Regions from separate parts of the Homo sapiens genome. Here region 1 is linked to region 2. The links are chromatin loops, found by intact Hi-C in ENCODE. Cell type or tissue: ovary. All regions are shown on one strand. Links, peaks and the distances in the headings refer to the core of each region. The heading gives the core; the rest is flanking DNA. Region 1 overlaps MIR550A3HG (MIR550A3 host gene). Region 2 has its middle 58 kb from the start of WIPF3.

Region 1 (10,153 bases), core at 1,338-9,337, 94 kb before region 2:
TGAGGCCCTGAGACTTAAGATTCTTCATTGGAGAATGGAAACGCAGCATCTGGAACATAGCATGTACTCAGTAAATGTCAGCTGTCACCACTGTCATTGCCAATCCACTCAGGCCATAGGCAGGTATGTGTGGGCCTGGCAAAAGAAGTTAAGACGAGGCTGCAGGCCCTGGGGAGCACGTGGAGAGGCTGCATTGAGCTGCGCGCTGTGGGGGCTGCACGCCCAGTGAAGCGCGTGAAGAGCGAGTAGTGATGGGTTCTGCGCCACTGGGGCTGTGAACGTATGAGGGGCTGTACATGGAGCTGTGTGCAAGGTGGGGGCTGCACGTGCGGGCTTGGGGACTGCGTGCACCAGGGGCTGCAGGCGCTGGGGAGGGTGTGGGGGGCTGTGCGTGGGGCTGCCCTCACCAAAGGCTGCACGCTCAGGGAAGCGTGGAGGCGGGGGTGCCGCGTGCACTGGGGAGCACGTGAGGGGACATGCAGGGACTGCCCGTGTGAACGGCTTCAACCGCATGCCCCCCACCCCACAGTCGCCAAGAAGACTGGGAGGTCCGCATCGGCGGTGGGTACAAGTCATTCAGGCTGCGAGGCGAGTCAGGCCTTTCCAGACCTCGCCGGACTGGGCTGGGCTGCGCCGGAAATTGACCGGAACAGGGACTATGAGAAAATAGTTGAGCAATCGAGGAGTCAGCTGAAAAGCGGAGGCTCAAGAGCCATTTCAAGCTGGGCTGCACCAGAAATTGATTGGAATAGGGACTATGAGAAAATAGTCGGGCAAAGGAGGAGTAAGCTCAAAAGTGGAGTCTCAAAGCCATTTCAACCTTCCCGCCCCAGCCAGTCGAAGCAGTGGCGCGGGGCCTCCCAAGCCCAGGAGCCGGAGATGGAGGAGGTGGTGGAAGAGTTGGGGCTGCCTTTGCAGCTTTCCACCCTAGGCGGAGGGAACCTGCCAGGGGGCGTGCGGAGGTCCGCAATCTGAGACCGCGAAATGGCTTACAGCTGGACGTGATTGCCAAGACCCTTCTGGGCTGCTTCCAGAAGCGCGGAGGCTGGGGTGCTGTGCGCACTGGGGAGCACATGAGGGGACATGCAGGGACTACCGGCGCGAATGGCTTCAACCCTACGCCCCCCACCCCACATTTCACAGTTGCCATGAAGACCGGGAGGTCTGCAAAAGCAGCGGGTACAAGTCATTGAGGCCAAGAGGCGAGTCAGGCCTTTCTAGACCTCGCCCAACTCAGCTGGGCTGCGCTGGAAATTGACCGGAACAGGAACTATGAGAAAATAGTCGGGCAAATGAGAAGTAAGCTCAAAAGCGTAGGCTCAAGAGCCATTTCAAGCCGGGCTGCGCCGGAAATTGACCAGAACAGGGACTATGAGAAAAGAGTCAGGCAAAGGAGGAGTAAGCTCAAAAGGGGAGGCTCAAGAGCTGTTTCAAGCTGGGCTGTGCCGGAAACTGACCGGAACAGGGATTATGAGAAAATAGTCGGGCAAACCAGGAGTAAGCTCAAAATCGGAGGCTCAAGAGCAGTTTCAAGCTGGGCTGTGCCAGAAATTGACTGGAATAGGGACTATGAGAAAATAGTCGGGCAAACGAGCAGTAAGCGCAAAAGCAGAGTCTCAAGAGCCGTTTCAATCTTCCCACCCCAGCCAGTTGAAGCGGTGGCGCGGGGCCTCCCAAGCCTGGGAGCCAGAGATGGAGGAAGAAGTGGAAGAGTTGGGGCTGCCTCTGAAGCTTTCGACCCTAGGCGGAGGGAACCTGCCAGGGGGTGCACGGAGGTCCGCAGTCTGAGATGGCTGAATAGCTGGATGTGATCGCCAAGACCCTTCTTCTTGGCTGCTTCCAGTTGATCCATAATTTCCTGGTGCAGCTCCGGGAAAAGGTGCACGAACTGCAGGCGTGTGCGTTCTCCAGCAGGACCACTCTCGGCATTGGTGAGGAAAGGTCAGGAGAGCCCTAGGAGGGAGCCGCATGGCGCTTTTCTTGAGTCTTGAAGGCGATCAGTTTAACAAGCAAGGGTTTGTGGGTGTCTAGTAGCAAATAATAGCAAGGTCCGAGCTCTGGAAAAGCGTGGCAAGAATCGCCAAGCCCCATTAGTTCTTGTTTTAAAACATTTTCAGGGTTTTCTGACAATAGTCACCCCTATGTCACAATAAGGATATGTTATCTGAATCAGGGCAGCCAATTATCGTACTTAGTAAAAATGATTAGCTGGCTCTTGGGGAACAGACATTATGTTTCTCAGCACCTGAAAGCAGAATAAAATGGAGTAAAAAAAAATTAGTTGAGAACATTTATAATGGAAATAGGGCCAAAGTAGATATATATTGCCCGATTGACTTCCATCTTGCTGTGGAGCTTCAGTGCCTACAATTAGGAGATTTCCTTATTTATGCACTTGAAGGGTTTTTCTTCCCCCCATTCCCTTTCCCTCATTCGCTTCATTTTCTGTACCATAAGAGGGAGCTTAAATGTTGTTGCTGTTGGTATAGAATCAGTTTTGAGCCTGGCCCTAAGTCAGACTGGCTGCTGATATAAACTGTCATAGATAAATGTCTCTTAATGTCAATTATTGTAATTTTCTCACTGTAAGTTGACTGTTGATGTCAAAGTAGAATGTGTCCCCACACTTGAAGTGTTAACAGTACTTGAGGAATGATGGAGGTTCAGACTTGGATTTTATCAGATATCTAATTATGCCAGTGAACACATCCCCCATCCAGAATCAGCGTGGTCCTGGAAACCAAGCTGTACTGCCATCCCCAACACAAGCTCCAGTGCACCAACATCTCGTGCATTGAAGGAACCCTAGAGTTTGGTGAATAATGCGTGACTATTGTGACTGTTATGGGAGTTCAGAAGTGTGAACAAATGCTTTAGGATGGGAAATGGGAAATGAGATCAGGGAAGACTTTTAGGAAAAGGTGAGATTCGAATTGTGACAAAAGGCTTATATTTGGATATGTGGAGCTGAGATCAATAAGTGTCAGAGGCTGATAGAACAGCATGATCAAAGTCATAGGAGGCAGAAAACATGAAAGCCAAGTAGGCTGAAATGAAGGGCATGAGAAAGAAGTAGCAGGAAATAAGTTGAGAAGGTTGATTGAGACCAGCCTTGGAGAGTCTAATTCAAGGTTAGGTGTAAGGCATTTGAACTCCATCTGTAGGAAGGCGTTAATTCTTTTCTTTAAAAAAAATTTTTTTAATGAGATGAAATCACATAACATAAAATTAATCATTTTAAAGTGAACAGTTTAGTGGCATATAGTACATTCCCAATACTGACACCAAACAATTTTTAAATAGAGTGACATGATCAGAAGTGAGCTTCAGAGATTAACTTGGCAGCAGTGTGTAAGAGAGACTGAGAAAGGAAGCAGAAAGAATAATTGGAAAACTAGCACTAGAATCCAGGCAATAATAGTCTTCACGAGGGTAGCCACAGAAGACATGGAGAGGAGAGGATAGGTGAGAGCTGATGGAGACATTTGACAGGACTGGATGGGTGGCCTGGTAGAAGAGGAGCCTGGGAAGGGAGAAAGTTCAGGAATGAAGGTTCAGGAATGAAGGATATGGGAGTTATCTCTGTAGACGTGAGCACCGAAACTTTAAGAATGAGTGAAACTGCCAAGAGAGAAAAGTCAGCAAAGGACAGATACTTGGGGAAAACTTTTGGTTTTAAGAGATGAGAGGAAAAGGAAAAACCAGATAAAATCAGAGTAGTCACAGAAATAGAACTGGGAAAGTTGGTGTGATGAAAGATGAGAGGGGAAGAGAGCCAAGAATCTAACCAAATGCTACAGAAAGACACAAAAGAATTGTGATAACTAAAAGGTTGTTGGTCATTTAAAAAAAAAAACTTACGGGAACTTAGTAGAAAGAAGTTGGCCAAAGATCTTGTCATTGAACCAGGGGAGAGAGAGACATGGGGAGTATATTGGTTTGAAGGGTTGTCAGATCGCAGAGAGTGTTTTAAGGTCTAGGAGTTTTAAAGGTTGAGGGGAAGGATCAAGGGAAGAGGATGATATTAAGATTCCAAGAGAGGAAATAATTAGTGGAGCAAGTCTTGGAATATTTGGGAGGGGTAGAATTAAAGGCACAAATTTGAGAAGCTAACTGTGGAAAAGAGGAGAGGGAATTCCTTTTCTGAGATGGCAGGGAGTAGAAAAGTGAGGATTACTATATGGAGAAATGTTAAAGTGGAGATAAAAGAAGTCGGGAGTGCTGGCGTCTAATGGTCTTTGTTGCAGTGAAGTATGAGGCTGTGGTCACCTTCAGAGGTGAGACTGATAGGATGCCGGGGTCCAGGGGACACGCTTCTTCACAGCTTGGAAAGGGCATGTGATAAGCCCTTCAAGCATTTAGAATACTGGCATCGTTACACCATATCATTTTTTTTCAGATGTGGTATGTGGGTTAAGGGAGGGAGTGAGAGACACAGAAAGATTCTGAGCATCTTTGGAAAGCTGGATGAATTTGGAAGTATATTTGACCTTTTCCTTATATATCATCTGAAGAGTTTTTGCCAGTGTATATGGTTGTTAGGAGAATTAGAAATAGGATACAAATATAGTTGAATAGTTGTATATTTTAAAATTAATGAAGCCTAATAAACAGTTAATGAGCATCTTTAGAACCTTTTAAATTCTTCAACCTTTTAAAAATTATAGCAACCATGCTTGCGGACAGTCCAAAAACACACCATGGGCCATACTTTGCCTATCCTGGTATAAAACAAGTAAATCTTCTGAGCAGTATTTAAGATAAGCCCAGGACAGTTAGTAACATAGGAAAAGATCTGGATAAGCCTGGTTGAGAATTTCAACATTGCAATTTTTTAATTTTTAAAAATTTAATTTCTTCAATAATTATTGAATTAATTTGCATTTATTTTGTTAGCCAAGTGGAGTGATTTTTGAATTTTTAAGAGGCTATTATTGGTGGTTTATAAGATGACTTGCCAAGTATATTTGGGATAACCATAAGAAATACCATTATAAGATCTCAGAAGGGAGGTGGGACTTCTGGAATAGCCAAGGAAATGCACTCCTCCATGACGACAATGAAAATACTTGGAAAATTATCAAAATCATTTTCTTCAAAACTTTGGAAATTAACCAAAGGTTTACAACAATCTAAAGGGCATTAATTCAAGAAAAGCTGCTGAAACTCTATAAGAACAGCAAAGTTTGTGGTGCTTTAACTTGTTCTATTCCCCACTCTTCTCTCCCCAGCTCCATGGTATCCTTGAAAACAAGCAATTCCCCAACCATACAGGGGCACAGGCTGTGTTTGCAGCTCCTGTAAAAGCTCCATACCCAGAGCAGTGTCTCCCAGCTCCCTGGTGAAGTCTTACGTATACATGGGGTGCTGGCACAGGTGACTCCAGATTAGTTTCCTAGGCCATCTAGTAGCTCCTAGGTCTGGGCGCTTGCAAAGAGCTTGCAATTCATCAAGGGTTGAGTTGCACAATGGGGCTTTTAGATGTGCCGCTGAGGAAGTGATTGCCTGCATTTGTCTCCCGATGAATGCTAGAGAAACTGATCTAGAGTGGCTCCTCTTGGTTAGAATTAGCTGAAGCATACTGTATATATTTACTTCTTTTAAAAATTTCATATAAAGGAATAGAAAATAATACTAAAAAAAAAAAAAGGTCACAATCTTCTATAATTCCATCACTCTTATCAATTACCTGAAGTAAAAAAACTCTCTCAAGTCTCTCCCTTTGCTTGTCAAGCCCCGCTGCAGACAGGTAAGCTCTGTTCAAAATTTGCTTTGTGTCCTGGATTTTTTCCTATGCTCATAGAGACAGGATTAGCTGGCTGTCTTGCTTTGTGTGCTATCTTTTCTAGACATGTAAAATAATACATTTGAAATACTTGTTTTAATGGTATTTTATAATAAAGCAGCTTTTAATAACTTTTCTTTTTTTCTTTATTCCAGCCGTCTTTGTGGCAATTTTACATTGGTAAGATTTAGTTTCAGTTTGAAATATTTAAAAACATTTGAATTAAAAATTGCCATCACTCTTTGCATACAGTAAAACAGCTTCTGGCTATATTTGTAGAACATCTTTATGTGCACCAATTTATACGTATACTTTGCTTTTTTACAAACCTCATATGTGAAGCAGCATTTACAAAACAGATGCATTAGGGGAATAGTAACTTGTGAATTAAAATCGTTTTGCTACCAAATAATTCACTACACGTTTCTTTAAATATCTAGCTTTTCTAGTGTATTTTGCATGTGTAGTTCATTTAAAACCCTCCTTTATTTTATGGTAATTATATGTTGTTAGTGAAATAACTTTTTTTTTCTTTTTTTTTGAGACAGAGTCTTGCTCTGTCTCTCAAGCTGGAGTGCAGTGGCACAACCTTGACTCACTGCCTCCCAGGCTGAAGTGATTCTCATGCCTCAGCATTCTGAATAGCTGGAATTACAGGTGTGCACCATCACACCCAGCCAATTTGTTGTATTTTTAGTGGAGACGAGGTTTCACCATGTTGGCCAGGCTGGTGTCAAACTCCTGGCCTCAAATGATCCACGTGCCTCAGCCTCCCAAAGTGTTGGGATTACAGGTATGAGCCACCACACCCAGCCAGTGAAATAACTTTGGTGATGGCTAGGCGCGGTGACTCACGCCTGTAATCCCAGCACTTTGGGAGGTCAAGGCGGGCGGATCACAAGGTTAGGAGATCGAGACCATCCTGGCTAACACGGTGAAACCCTGTCCCTACTAAAAATACAAAAAATTAGCTGGGTGTGGTGGCGGGCATCTGTAGTCCCAGCTACTCAGGGGCTGAAGCAGGAGAATGGCGTGAACCTGGGAGGCGGAGCCTGCAGTGAGCCCAGATCGCGCCACTGCACTCCAGCCTGGGTAACAGAGCAAGACTCCGTCCCAAAAAAAAAAAAAAAAAAAAATACTTTGGTCATAAAATTTTAGTAACACCTGCCAATTGGAAATCAGGTAAAAAAGAAGACAAAGATTCTGCAGTGGTTATACAGAATTAAATGGCTTTGAGCCTTTCAGTGTGCAAGCCTGTGTACATTATTTTACAAAAGTGTTTATAAAAATTTGTAAAATAATATTTCCCTCTGGAATATTTTATTTTTACCTGTGCTCAGCGATTTCTACCCTTGGGAGGTATGAGATGTGCCCCTATGTTCTGTTGACACAGTGCTGCTCTAGACATTTAGTCTGCAGGGAGATTTCGATATTAGAACTGAGGCTGCAATGGTAGGGAATATTCCTGCAGTTTTTGGTACCCTGGCATATGGCCTACATGTAAAGAACGGTTAGTGGAAAACAGGGTTAATGTATGGAACTTTGCTTTATTTTCAACTTCACTGGAAAGTACTGACTACATAAGTTAGCTATAGCATAATTGTTGACCACAGCTAATTTTGTTTATCACATATGCTCCTTTCTTCACTGCCGACAGCTGCTGAGTTTCACTACTAAAAGGTCTTCAAGTACACACCTGTATTCTTTGGCACTTGAAAGTTGATCCCTTATGTGATATTATACTTATTGTAAGTCTGCTTTGATCTAAAGTAATTTTATTTAAAATTATATTCGGAACCCTTTTCAACAGTTATGGAGGTATTTCCCAAGGCCGGTACACTAGAATCACTTGAAACTTAAAAAACAAACAATAACCTGCCTCTGTTCTGATTTTGAGGCCTGGGACGGAAGGGAGCGTGAAAAAAGCCACAAGAATTTTAGATATATAATTAGGGGTTTTTTTTTCTTTTTTTTTTTTTTTTGAGACAGAGTCTCACTCTGTCGCCCAGGCTGGAGTGCAGTGGCATGATCTCTGCTCACTTCAACCTCTGCCCCCTGGGTTCAAGCAATTCTCCTGCCTCAACCTCCCTAGCAGCCAGGATTACAGACATGCACTACCATGGCTGGCTAATTTTTGTATTTTTAGTAGAGACGGGGGTTTCACCATGTTGGCCAGGCTGGTCTCGAACTCCTCACCTCAAGTGATCTGCCCGCCTCGGGCTCCCAAAGTGCTGGGATTACAGGCATGAGCCAACGCACCCGGCAACAATTAAGTTTAAAAACCACTGAGTTAAGGAATTTCAGGTGTGTGCCATACTGCATTATAAATGCCTAAAAACATACAAGTTGGTAAGCAAATTATAAAAACAATATTATAACAATTTATTATTTTCTTTTTCATGGCTTTCTTACTTTGCTTATCGCTTATTTTAGTGTTGGTTTTGAAACTTGTTCTCACTGTAATATGATACTTCATTTTTTTTCTAGGTTACATTTAGTAACACTTTTTGAAAATGATCGTCATTTCTCTCACCTCTCATCTTTGGAACGGGAGATGACTTAGATGACTTCTCCCACTGAAATGGTTAGATTTCTTCTTCTAACGAATTAATCTGTGGTTTAAGAATAGTGAGACTATGAGGTAGAAATGTATTAGGAATTGAAACCAGCTTTTGGTGAACTGCACTGTTTCGTAAGCTATAACCCAGGTTTATTATTTAAATAGTAAAGTGTTTGAGATTATTTTTCTGTTACTTATTTCATTGTCTCTCACCCTTTCCTAATGCAGACTTCTTTTTAAGATAATAAAGATGAATTATAATAGCTGAGGAAGGAGGACAAAGAAAGCACTGAAGAAGTGATAAAGGGGAATGAAATAAGATGTTATCAGAAATTGCTTTTTCTTTGGCTACAGTTGGGAGATCCCATGTTTTACTGGGTCTTTTACTGATGATGATTATTATTTGGCTCTCTTTTGATTTCAAGATAATCTCTTTTAAGAGATAACTTTTGATATAATTTTTAAATAATTTTCTGTTTTTCGATACTTAATCTTTAAAATGGAGTTCTCTGCCGTACACATCTCACATAATTATTGTGGGGAGTAAGTGGGATAGCAAATGCCAAAATTGCAGTTTTACATTTAGAAGACACCACAACCGTCCATCTTCCAGATCTGCTCGCAGCTGGTCGGGGGCCTAGTGAAGCACTGAAACTGACTCTCCTCACTCTAACCATTGCTTTTTGTTTAAATTATGGTAAAATTTAGATTTAAATTTCTAATAAAAAATTTCAATACGTTTATCATTTAAGCATACAATTTAGTGACATTAAGTACATTCGTGTTGTCTTGCAACTATTACCACTGTCCACATCCAGAACTTTTTTTGCTATCCCAAACGGAAACTCCACCCACTAAACACTAATCACACCCAGCTCTATTTTCTGTCTCTATGATTTTGCCTATGCCAGGCCCCTCAGTCACTGCTTTTTAATTTTCATCCCTATATTGCCCCTATAAAGTTTCAAAGCATTGGATACATTAACATATGTATGACATCTGAACATTTTAAAGGTATTTCCAAAGACAGAATATAAAATAGTATTAAATAAAGAGTGTAACTGTGGCAGAGTCTGGACTTTGGTGACAGACTGCTGGATTCTAATAGCAGTTCTGTGCTTTATTGTATCATGGCTAGTCAGGTCACCTCTCAGATTCTCAGTAATCTCATCTGCTCAATAGAAATAATGCCAACCTTAGAGAGGTTTAGGGAAAATGAAGGGAGATAATGAATGGCAACACATAGCAGGATACTTAACACAAAACAATAGCTGTTATTAGTAACTTATTTATATATTTAATATTTCCTTACATATAGACTTTTGCATATTAGATATCCTTTAATTATTGTATTGCTTTGTTATCCTCCTAAGCAGAAAGGAAAATTCTTTATGAACTCATATTTTGCCAATCAACTATGAGGTAATGGCCTTTCCGACACCAGCTAAAACAAACCTTTAATTTAGTAGTTACTCGTGTTGGATGAGGCAGATATGATTATAGCATATAGCATTTTTTAGGGAGAGTGCATTTTAAACAATGTGGCCCTTTTTTGCTTTTAGATTTTAGGAGTGAAAACAAGAAATTGATGGGAAAATAAGACACAACATGCTGTTGTTAATCCACGAATTTTTTTTTTAATTATACTTTTAAGTTCTAGGGTGCATATGCACAACACGCAGGTTTGTTACATATGTATACATGTGCCATGTTGGTGTGCTGCATCCATTAACTCATCATTTACATTAGGTATATCTCCTAATGCTATCCCTCCCCCCTCCCCCCACCCCATGACAGGCCCCGGTGTG
Region 2 (10,153 bases), core at 1,454-9,453:
GATTCTCCTGCCTCAGCCTCCCAAGTAGCCGGGATTACAGGCTCACACCATCACACTGGGGTAATTTTTGAATTTTTAGTAGAGATGGGGTTTCACCATGGTGGTCTGGCTGGTCTCAAACTCCTGACCTCAAATGATCTGCCCGCCTCGGCCTCCCAAAGTGATGGGATTACAGGTGTGAGCCACCACACCCAGTCTGACCTCATCTTGATTACATCTGCAAAGACCTCTTCTCTAAATAAAGGCACATTCACAGGTACTGGGGTTAGAAGCTCAACATGTCTTTTGGGGCTGCCCACAGTGGCTCATGCCCGTAATCCCAGCATTTTGAGAGGCCAAGGCGGGCGGATCACCTGAGGTCAGGAGTTCGAGACCAGCCTGGCCAACATGGTGAACCCCATCTCTACTAAAAATACAAAAAATTATCTAGGCATGGTGGCAGGCGCCTATAATTCCAGCTACTGAGGAGGCTGAGGCAGAAGAATTGCTTGAACCTGGGAGGCAGAGGCTGCAGTGAGCTGAGATCATGTTACTGCACTCCAGCCTGGGCAACAGAGCGAGACTCTGTTAAAAAAAAAAGTCTTTTGGGAGAAGAGAATTGATGCATAACACAAGCAAAGTGACCAAACCCAGGAAAAGCCAGCTGTAAAACCAGCCAGGGTGGGAGCCCAAGGCCATCCAGTAGATGAGAGCTGTCTAATGGTCTAATGCCCACGTCTCCTCCGCCCTCTGGCCTTGGCCTTGGGAAGCAACGCTCAGCAAGGGAGAGGCGGTGGGGATGGGCAAGGAGCAAGACAGATGGTCACACCTGTCTCCCCAAAAGCAGACAGCCAAGGACTGCACTCTGTAGCAGGAAAAAGATGTTCTGTCTTTAAGCACTACATTGTTAATTAATATCTTGGACTAAGCATTCCAGAAAAACTTCTTATTTTGGAAACGTTTAAGCATACAAAACTAGAGGAAACAGAATACCGAGTTCCCTATGTACCCATTGCCCAGCTTCAACAATTATCAACTCAAGGCCAATCATTTTTTTTTAATCTACACCCTCACCCACTCCTCCCTCTCATAGGCTTCTTTTCATGTAAATCCCAGATATATAATCTGGAGATATTTCATTCAGTTATTTCAACATGTCTCTGAAAGAGAAAAACTGTTTTAAAAATAAAACAACAACAGACACCGAGGCCTATGCGAGGTCTCAGGTAGGGAGGAGGGAGAGGAGCAGAAAAAAATAACCACTGGGTACTAGGCTTAGTACCTGGGTGATAAAACAGTCTGTACAACAAACCCCCATAACACGAGTTTACCTGTATAACAAACCTGCACATGTACCCATGAGCCTAAAATAAAAGTTTAAAAAACAAAAATTTAAAAAACCCCACATTATTGTAGCCTCAAAATTAAAAACAATCCCTTAACATCAAATATCTACTGAATGTTCAAATATTCCTGTTTGATGTGTAAAACTTCTCATATGTTTTCTTTGTTCACCTGAAGATCCAAAAAGATCTCTTCACACATTGCAATTAGTAATTTCTTGTAAGTCACTTTTAACCTGTAGGTTCCTCTCTCCTCCTCATCTTTTTTTCTTACAACTTTTTATAAAGAAACTGAGTGTTTCTCCTATAGCGTGTCCCAGTGTGGCTATTGCTTATTGCACTCCATGCTGTTCTTCTATGCTTTCCCATGTATTTTCTATAAATTGGATGTTAAATCCGGAGCAGTGATTCTCAAAGGTAGCCCACTATAATTATCTGAGGAGCTCTTGAAAACCCTGAAGCCGGCCGGGCACGGTGGCTCACACCTGTAATCCCAGCACTTCAGGAGGCCGAGGCGGGCGGATCACCTGATGTCAGGAGTACGAGACCAGCCTGGCCAACATGGTGGAACCCCAACTCTACTAAAAACACAAAAATTAGCCAGGTGTGTTGCTGGGTGCCTGTAGTCCCAGCTACTCAGGAGGCTGAGGCAGGAGAATCACTTGAACCCGGGAGGCAGAGGTTGCAGTGAGCTGGGATCACGCCTCTGTACTCCAGCCTGGGCAACAGAGTGAGACTGGGTCTCAAAAAAATAAAATTAAATAAATAAATAAATAAATAAATAAATAATTAAATAAATATCCCTGAAGCCCAGGCAAATCCAAGAGCAATTATACCAGAGACTCTGGGGGGAACTGAGACACAGGAATTTTTTAAACTACCTCAGATGATCCCAGTATGCAACCAACATTGAAAACCACTGATCTACAGTTTTGATCATATTTAGGCTCAGTTTTTTCCCCTCTGGCATAGGACGGTTTCTTGTATACCTTACATTGGATATTCAAAATTTCCAAATGGACGGAAGAAAATGTGGAAGTGTCCATCACCTATGACTGACCAGAGAGCCTCTAGAATGGCCCTATTCTTCATCTAGTGGCAAGAGATGATTACCCCCCACTAGACAAGTTCTGAAGAGACGAAGGGAAGAAAAATAAAGCATGTTTAATCATGTCACAAATTGCCCTTGATCAATGAGCCAGTAACACATAAGTGGATAGAAAAATATCTAGAAGGGTCGGCACAAAATTAATATCATGACTACCTCTGGGAAGTGACTGCGTTTGGTGTGGCAGCAGTCGTGTTTGTGTGTGTGTCCATAAGGGGTTTTAGCCTTACCTCTGGCTTGTAAGCTTTAGATTGAGAATAAAATCATGTATTAAGTCAGTGAAAAGAAAGAACAAATGATGGCTTTTTAACAACAAAATTTCGTATTTTCTATTTAAAAAGTACTCATTACAGAAAATTTGAAAAATAGGAGAAGAAAAAAAAGTCATCACCTATAAATTCCTCACTCAAAGATAAGCATCGTTGTGGAATTGGAGTTTATTATGGTAAGTGAAATAAGCCAAGCACAGAAAGAAAAACTGCATGTTCTCATTTTTTTGTGGGAGCTAAAAATTAAAACAATTGAAGTCACAGAGGCAGAGAGTAGAATGGTGGTTACCACAGGCTGGGAAGGGTAGTTGGGTATTGGGGGGAAGTGGACATGGTTAATGGGTATAAAAAATAGTGCCAGGTGTGGTGGCTCACACCTGTAATCCCAGCACTTTGGGAGGCCGAGGCAGGAGGATCACTTGAAGCCAGGAGTTTGAGACCAGCCTGGCCAACGTGGTGAAACCCCTGTCTCTACTAAAAATACAAAAATTAGCTGGGCATGCTGGCATGTGCCTGTCATCCCAGCTACTCAGGATACTAAGGGAGGAGAATCGCTTGAGCCCGGGAGGCAGAGGTTGCAGTGAGCCGGGATCACACCTTTTGCACTCCAGCCTGGGTGACAGAGTGAGGCTGTCTCAAAAAAAAAAAAAAAAGTAATAATGAATAAGACCTAATATTTGATAGCACAACAGGGTGACTATAGTCAAAAATAATGTAATTTTACATTTTAAAATAAAACAGTATAATTGAATTGTTTGTAAGACAAAGGATAAACACTTTAGGTGATGGATGTCCTATTTACCTTCATCTGATTATTACACATTGCATACCTGTATGAAAATATCTCATGTAACCCATAAATATATACACCCCTTATGTATCCACAAAAAATAAAAAAGCTGAAAATAAAACAAAAAAGCCAAAGATAAACATTGTTAGTATTTGGTCTATTTATCTCCAGACTTCATGTTATGTATTTTTAAACTTAACTTATGGACAAAACTCCTTCCCTTGATTTTTTAAACTTCCTCTCTCTGGCCTGGTCGCAGCCACTAGATACCCATATATTAATATTTGTCCTCTAACCAGGGCCGGGCACGGTGGCTCACGCCTGTAATCCCAGCACTTTGGGAGGCCGAGGTGGGCAGATCACCTGAGGTCAGGAGCTGAAGACCAGCCTGGCCAACATGGTGAAACCCCATCTCTACTAAAAAATACAAAAAATCAGTTGGGTGTGGTGGCAGCCGCCTGTAATCCCAGCTACTCAGGAGGCTGAGGCAGGAGAATGGCTTGAACCCAGGAGGCAGAAGTTGCAGGGAGCCGAGATCGTGCCATTGCACTACAGCCTGAGCAACAAGAGCAAAACTCTGTTTCAAAAAAAAAAAAAGAAAAAGAAAACTTTAATAATATTCCATAATACTTGTTTTATTACTATTTTATAATAATCGACATTTATTGCTATGTTATAATAATCGACATTTATCCTTTATCAGTTATAATTCTCACAAAAGCTTGATGATGTGAGTTATTTTATCATTTGCATTTTACAGATGAGGAAACAGGTTTGGAGAAGATAAATACCTTGCCCAAAAATGTAGCATGTCCAATCCTCTTTCCTCAGCTAGAGGCTGGGATGAAGCTGGCCAAGGGAGTGTCTTCTCCCTAAAGTTGCAAGTATTTCAGAATCAGGAGCCCTGCAGAGTCCTGAGTTAAAGAGTGAGCCAAAAGTGATGTTTCAGAGAAGGGCAAGGGCTAAGAAGCTGATCCCAAAGTCCACACAACAGACCCAGAGAATCTGTCAACTACGGAGATGAAAGCAGGGATGATGCATGGAAGGGAGGGAAGTTTCCAGGCTAACACCTGGGGTAGCGGTGTCACTCCTGTCTGTGTTTAGTATGCCCAGAGGGGCCAGGTGTGGGTGGGCAGTCCAGAGCTGAAACCAACCCATTTCCATGCACTGCTTAGTACAGAATGCCAAGTAAAGGCTTCCGTTATTTCTTTGAAACGGTGCTGCCAAGTAATTGTCATAGAACATTTATGGGTCTGTCCTTCCGCCCCTCCCTTCCTGCTTTCCCCTGGAATAGCAAGCAGAGCTGGTTGTAAAGGTCAGTACATTTTCCTGGGTGCTCTGGAGTAAATAAAGCCATTTCCTCCAGCCTACAGTGATGAGCTATTCCTGGTTGGGTAATCTTGACCTCTGACCTATGGATTTGTGCACCTAGGAAAGGATTTACTTTATTTAGTTAAGAGTTTGGAAGAAATGCTTTCTGTGTACTGCATAAGTATCCAATGTCTGTTTCTTATTATGTTTGCTTTACAGTTAACCATGGAAAGAATAAAATCAAATGGAAAAATGTAGCAACACGGCTGTCTACAAAACAGAAAAGAAATCTTAAAGGTATTTTAAGAGGTAAAGATGTTAGTTATTAATTTTTTGTTATATACAGCAGCCAGAAGGCAAAGAACCTTTTAGGATGTTTTCCTTGGTATGGCCAGACAGAGGAGCTATTTTGAATAAGTAGCAGCAGAGGGCACTCTTCCTACGGGTTAGTTTCTATCCTCACTTCTCCAGGGAAAACACTTGTTAAAATGCCTGTGTATATATATATGTTAACAAGTTTATGGCCCTTTAAAAAATAGATGACAGATTAGATAGATGATAAATAGATAGATAGGCAGATAGATAGAAGATAGATGATAGAGATAGAAGATAGATGATAGAGATAGATGATAGATATGATAGATGAGAGATGATAGATGACATAGATAATTGATAATAGATAATTAGATGATTGATATATAGATAGATATATAGATGACAGATAGTTGATATAGATAATTAATAGATGATAATTAGATGGTTTATAGATGGATAGATGTATAGATGATAGTTGATATAGACATAATTGATAGATGATAGATAATTAGATGGTTGATAGATGGATAGATATATAGATGATAGGTGATATAGATAGATAGATAATTGATAGGTAATAGATGATTGATAGATGATAGATATATTGATGATAGTTGATATAGATAGGTAACCGATAGATGATAGATGATTGATAGATGGGTAGATACATAGATGATAGTTGAGATAGATAGATAGATAGATAACTGATAGATGATAGATTACTTTTATGGCTCCTCCCATGTCCATTAAAACTGAAATCGTGTGTGATTATATTTCCTTGAATCATTACCACTTTTTTCTTCCTAAGCATATTAACTTCCTATTTCACCATAGAAACGTTCAATATTTTGCTCAGAAACTCAGGGCTTTTGGGTACTGCCCTCCCATTGTCTAGTTTTTGTGCTTTCTTTTGGGGTCCTCTCTGGAGGTCACAACCATCTTTGGAGCATGCCCAGGAGAGAAGGAGGTGGATCTAGTTCCTCCTGGAATGGCTTTGGTGATGCCCTTTGCTGCGGACAGACTACATTCCGCTCCAACACCCCTTCCTCCTGTTTTTTTTTCTTTGCCTCCCCTCCTCTCCCACATCTCTATTCCTCCCAGCCTTTCTTCACTCCTCTGTATGCCCATCATTCTCCTCCACCTCCAAGGTCACAGGCATCACCATGTAAGCCTCCCATCCCAGAAAACCAGCCTCCAAGATAACCCCATGATCCCCACCTCCTTGTGTGTACGTCCTTGTGTAGGACCCTCCTGCATTCAGCGGGGCTGAGCTGTGTTAGCACTGGGATATATGGCAATGACAAGGCGGCATGTGACTTCCAAAGTTAAGGTCACTTTGCTCTCTCGGATCACTAAGCCAGTTGTCATGTTGTGAGGAGGCTCAAGTTGTCCTGTGGTGGGTCCCTGTGACAAGGAACTGAGCTCTCCTGCTGACAGCCAGCAGTGCCTTCCCAACCATTAGAGTGAGTCACCCTAGAAGCAAATTCTCCAGCTCCAGTGCATCCTTTAGATAACTGCCACTCTGGTCACCATCTTGTCTACGATCTCATGAGAAACCTCAGCCAGAACCACCCAGCTAAGTTGCCTCTGAATTCCTGAGCCACAGAAACTAGGAGATAATAAATGTTTACTGTTTAAGACTCTAAATTTGGAGTAATTTGCTATTCGGCCATAGAAACTAACACTCATTTCATCGTACCTGACACTGCTATCTCCGTGGTTTCATGTCCTTGTGGTTAAAGCTCTCCAAGGGCTCATCGTTAATTTCAGGATAAAATCCAAATCCCTTAACATAGCATAGGTCTTTTACAAACTGCCTCCTGTGTGCCTATGAGCCCCATCCCGCCCACTCTGCCTTTCCTCCCTGCATCACTCCAGCTACTCTGAAACACACTGCACCTTCCTAAATGTGGAAAGGTAAAATTGCCAGACTTTTCATAGGATGCCCAGTGAAATTTGAATTTCAGATAAACAGTGAATAATGTGTGTGGTTATACAATATTTGGGACATACTTTTACTAAAAATATTGCATGACACATACTTATTCTTAAAAGTTGTTCATTATCTGAAATTCACATTTAATAGGGCATCCTGTACTTTCCGTTGCTAAATCTGGCAACCCTACAGATGTGAGCTGTTCACTTTCAGCTCCTGCTCAGCCCCCAGCTGGATCACTACAGCTCCCCCTGACTAGCTCCCTGGCCTGCAAGACTCAGCCCAGACATCAGTGCCCCTAGAAAGCCTAGGCTAACTTCTCTGCACCATACACACCTAGGATGGGTCAGATGTGCCTGCTGCAGGCTCCCGCCCACCTGTCACACCTCTCTCACACCACACACTTTGCAAGTATTTGTTTACCTCTCTCCAGTACTAGACTGAGCTTCTTGAGGTCAGGCACTGTCTTACTCACCACGACGTGGCTTCAGTGCCAAAAACATAGTATAATCACAGTTTACAATTACTGAAGATTTACTCTAAGCTAGTTGCTGTTCTAAGATGTTCTGCATATATCAACTCATTGAATTTTCATATCAAGACAAAGGAGGTACTATTAATATCCCACTTTTACTGGGGAGGAATCTGAGACAGAAATAGGTTTTGCGACTTCTCCAGTGTCATTTGAAAATGGCAGGGAAGTTGGGGTTCAAAGCCAGGAGTCTGACTCCACAGCCCACCCTCTAACAAGCTAGACATATTGCCTCTTTACAGTGTATGATAAGTGCTTGCCAAATGCATGTAAGAACTGACTATCCAGCTAAGTTTCTCCAAACTAGATAACTGTCTTTAAGCAGGGACCTTGCTGCCTGTGCCCCTCCTATCTCTCTCTCCAGTCACCACTACCAACCACAATGCATGGTGCCTTCTTCACAAGCAAACACTGAAGAATTATACTGGTCTGTTCTCCCCTCTTCAAATCCTGACTACAGATTCAGGGTAGCGCCATATACCACACCTCCCTAAAAAAGAATGGTTATAGGCAGGGCACGGTGGCTCACACCTGTAATCCCAGCACTTTAGGAGGCCAAGGCGGGCGGATCACCTGAGGTCAGGAGTTCCAGATCAGCCTGGGCAACATAGGGAAACCCCGTCTCTACTAAAAAATACAAAAAATTATCCAGGCATGGTGGCACGTGCCTGTAATCCCAGCTACTCAGGAGGCTGAGGCAGGAGAATCCCTTGAATCTGGGAGGCAGAGGTTGCAGTGAGCCAAGATCACGCCACTGCACTCCAGCTTGGGTGTCAGAGTGAGACCCCATCTCAAAAACAAAAAAAAAAAAGTGGTTACAGCATGTGCCTTAGAAATATAAGCCAAGGGAGCACTGTGGTTAATACTGTGAGTTCTAGAGTAAAATTCCCTGGGCTTAGATCCCAACTCTACTGCTTATTAGCTGTATGGTTTTGGATGAGGCCCTGAAACTTAGATTCTTCATCTGAGAAACGGAGACGCAGCATCTGGAACATAGCACGTACTCAGTAAATGTCAGCTGTCAGCATTGTCATTGCCAATCCACTCAGCCCCACAGGCAGGTATGTGTGGGCCTGGCACCCCCATGAATTTCTGTGACTTCCTCAGCTCCCTTCCCCTGTGCAAAATTTTCGACAGGGGTTAGAGAGGGTGACCTGCCTCAGTATCCTTTGGAGTTTCAAGGCTGAACCTTAGAGACTGAAATTAAGAAAGTGAAACCAAGGGAGGAAGGCTGCCCCACAGCCCAGGGAGCAGATAGAAAGAAGCATAAGTAGCCCCACTGGCCCTCGCTTTCTCAACTCTACAGAGCTGGGTGGCTGGAACTGTGCCAGACTCCCAGGTCAGAAGGTGCTCTGCTTTTGGGGCTGCTACCCCAGGAAAAGCCTTCGTACCTATCAGGAAACAATGCACACTGACACTCAGGGTCTGCAGCCATCTCAGTGGTACCTGGTTAAAGGAACACCCTTTACTTCATAAGTGGCCAGAAATACATGAGAACCTCTGTGTCTTGTCAGGGAGTGGGTGCCTAGCCTAACTTAATCCTAGGGGTACCTGTGATGACACTGAAGGCTAGCATTTTTTAACATGCTGGGTACTGCACTACGTGCTTTGCACATGTCATCTCACTTAATCCCTACAACAATACTGTACGTTTTTGGGTTTTTTGTTTGTTTTTTGGGACAGTGTCTCTGTAAGGTTTTTGGTTTTGTTTTTTTTTGTTTTGTTTTGTTTTGTTTTTTTGAGGCAGGGCCTTGCTCTGTCACTCAGGCTAAAATGGAGTAGCTCACTGCAGCCTGTACCTTCCAGGCTCAAGTGATCCTCCCACATTAGCCTCCCAAGTAGCTGGAACTACAGGCATGTGCCACCACACATGGCTAACTTTTTTATAGAGATGGGGTCTCACTATGTTTTCCAGGCTGCTCTCAAACTCATGGCCTCAAGCTGTCCTCCCACCTTGGCCTCCCAAAGTATTGGGATTATAGGCATGAGCCGCCATGCCCAGCCAATACTGTTAGTTTTGATAACATCATTATCCTTATTGTACAGAAAAGGAATCTAAGTAATTGACTCAAGTCATACATCTGGCAAGAGAGGAATTAGATTTTTAATTCTATCCTATGATATGGAAGTAACTCTTCAGCTGCCCCGACCCTATGGCTCCAGGCTTCTGCTATGGGCCTAGTTCAGAGCTTCCAGGAAATGTAGATGATGCAGTACACTTACAGCACTGGTTCTCAACTCCATCTGCATGTGAGATCATCACCTGGGGAGATGATCCACCGGGTCCTCCCCAGACCACATGGATTCAATTTTCTGGAGGATGGGACCAAAGCTTTGGATGTTTTGTAAGATTTCTTTGGATGACTCTACTGGGTGGCCAGAGTTGAGACCCACTCCCCTTAAAGCCATTCTCAATGAATATATGAAACTTTAAAAAGAAATTCCGAAGACCCTCATATCAAAGGTCTCTTTGGAATAATATCTGCTCCTTCCTCTCCAAGGGGCAATCTCTGAACAGGCAGTGGAGGTAAGGATACTTCATGGGGGATTTCCAAACCTTTTACTTGCTT

The links. Hi-C counts contacts between places; a loop is a spot of excess contacts. Peaks named below come from ENCODE experiments on the same cell type or tissue, not always from the same donor. Only the 100,000 strongest peaks of a DNase experiment are listed, where the experiment ranks them.
Region 1: it touches region 2 in a loop (4-fold over the local background); 7 of 110 quality-filtered maps call a loop at or near these places.

Annotation. Positions count from the first base shown.
Region 1 is chr7:29,649,095-29,659,247 of GRCh38, forward strand. MIR550A3HG (MIR550A3 host gene) reads right to left here. Exons shown (of 2, transcript NR_024278.1): 2 at 1-2,245. Among named protein-coding and RNA genes, the nearest start is that of MIR550A3, 27 kb to the right of the region's middle. RefSeq lists enhancers at 1-303, 304-905. In ovary, for the core only: no CTCF peak of the experiment used is centred there; no DNase peak of the experiment used is centred there.
Region 2 is chr7:29,743,262-29,753,414 of GRCh38, forward strand. No RefSeq gene overlaps it. Among named protein-coding and RNA genes, the nearest start is that of WIPF3, 58 kb to the right of the region's middle. RefSeq lists a silencer at 4,712-5,006. In ovary, for the core only: a CTCF peak has its summit at 5,218 (motif pointing right); a DNase peak (open chromatin) is centred at 7,300; H3K27ac peaks cover 700 bases.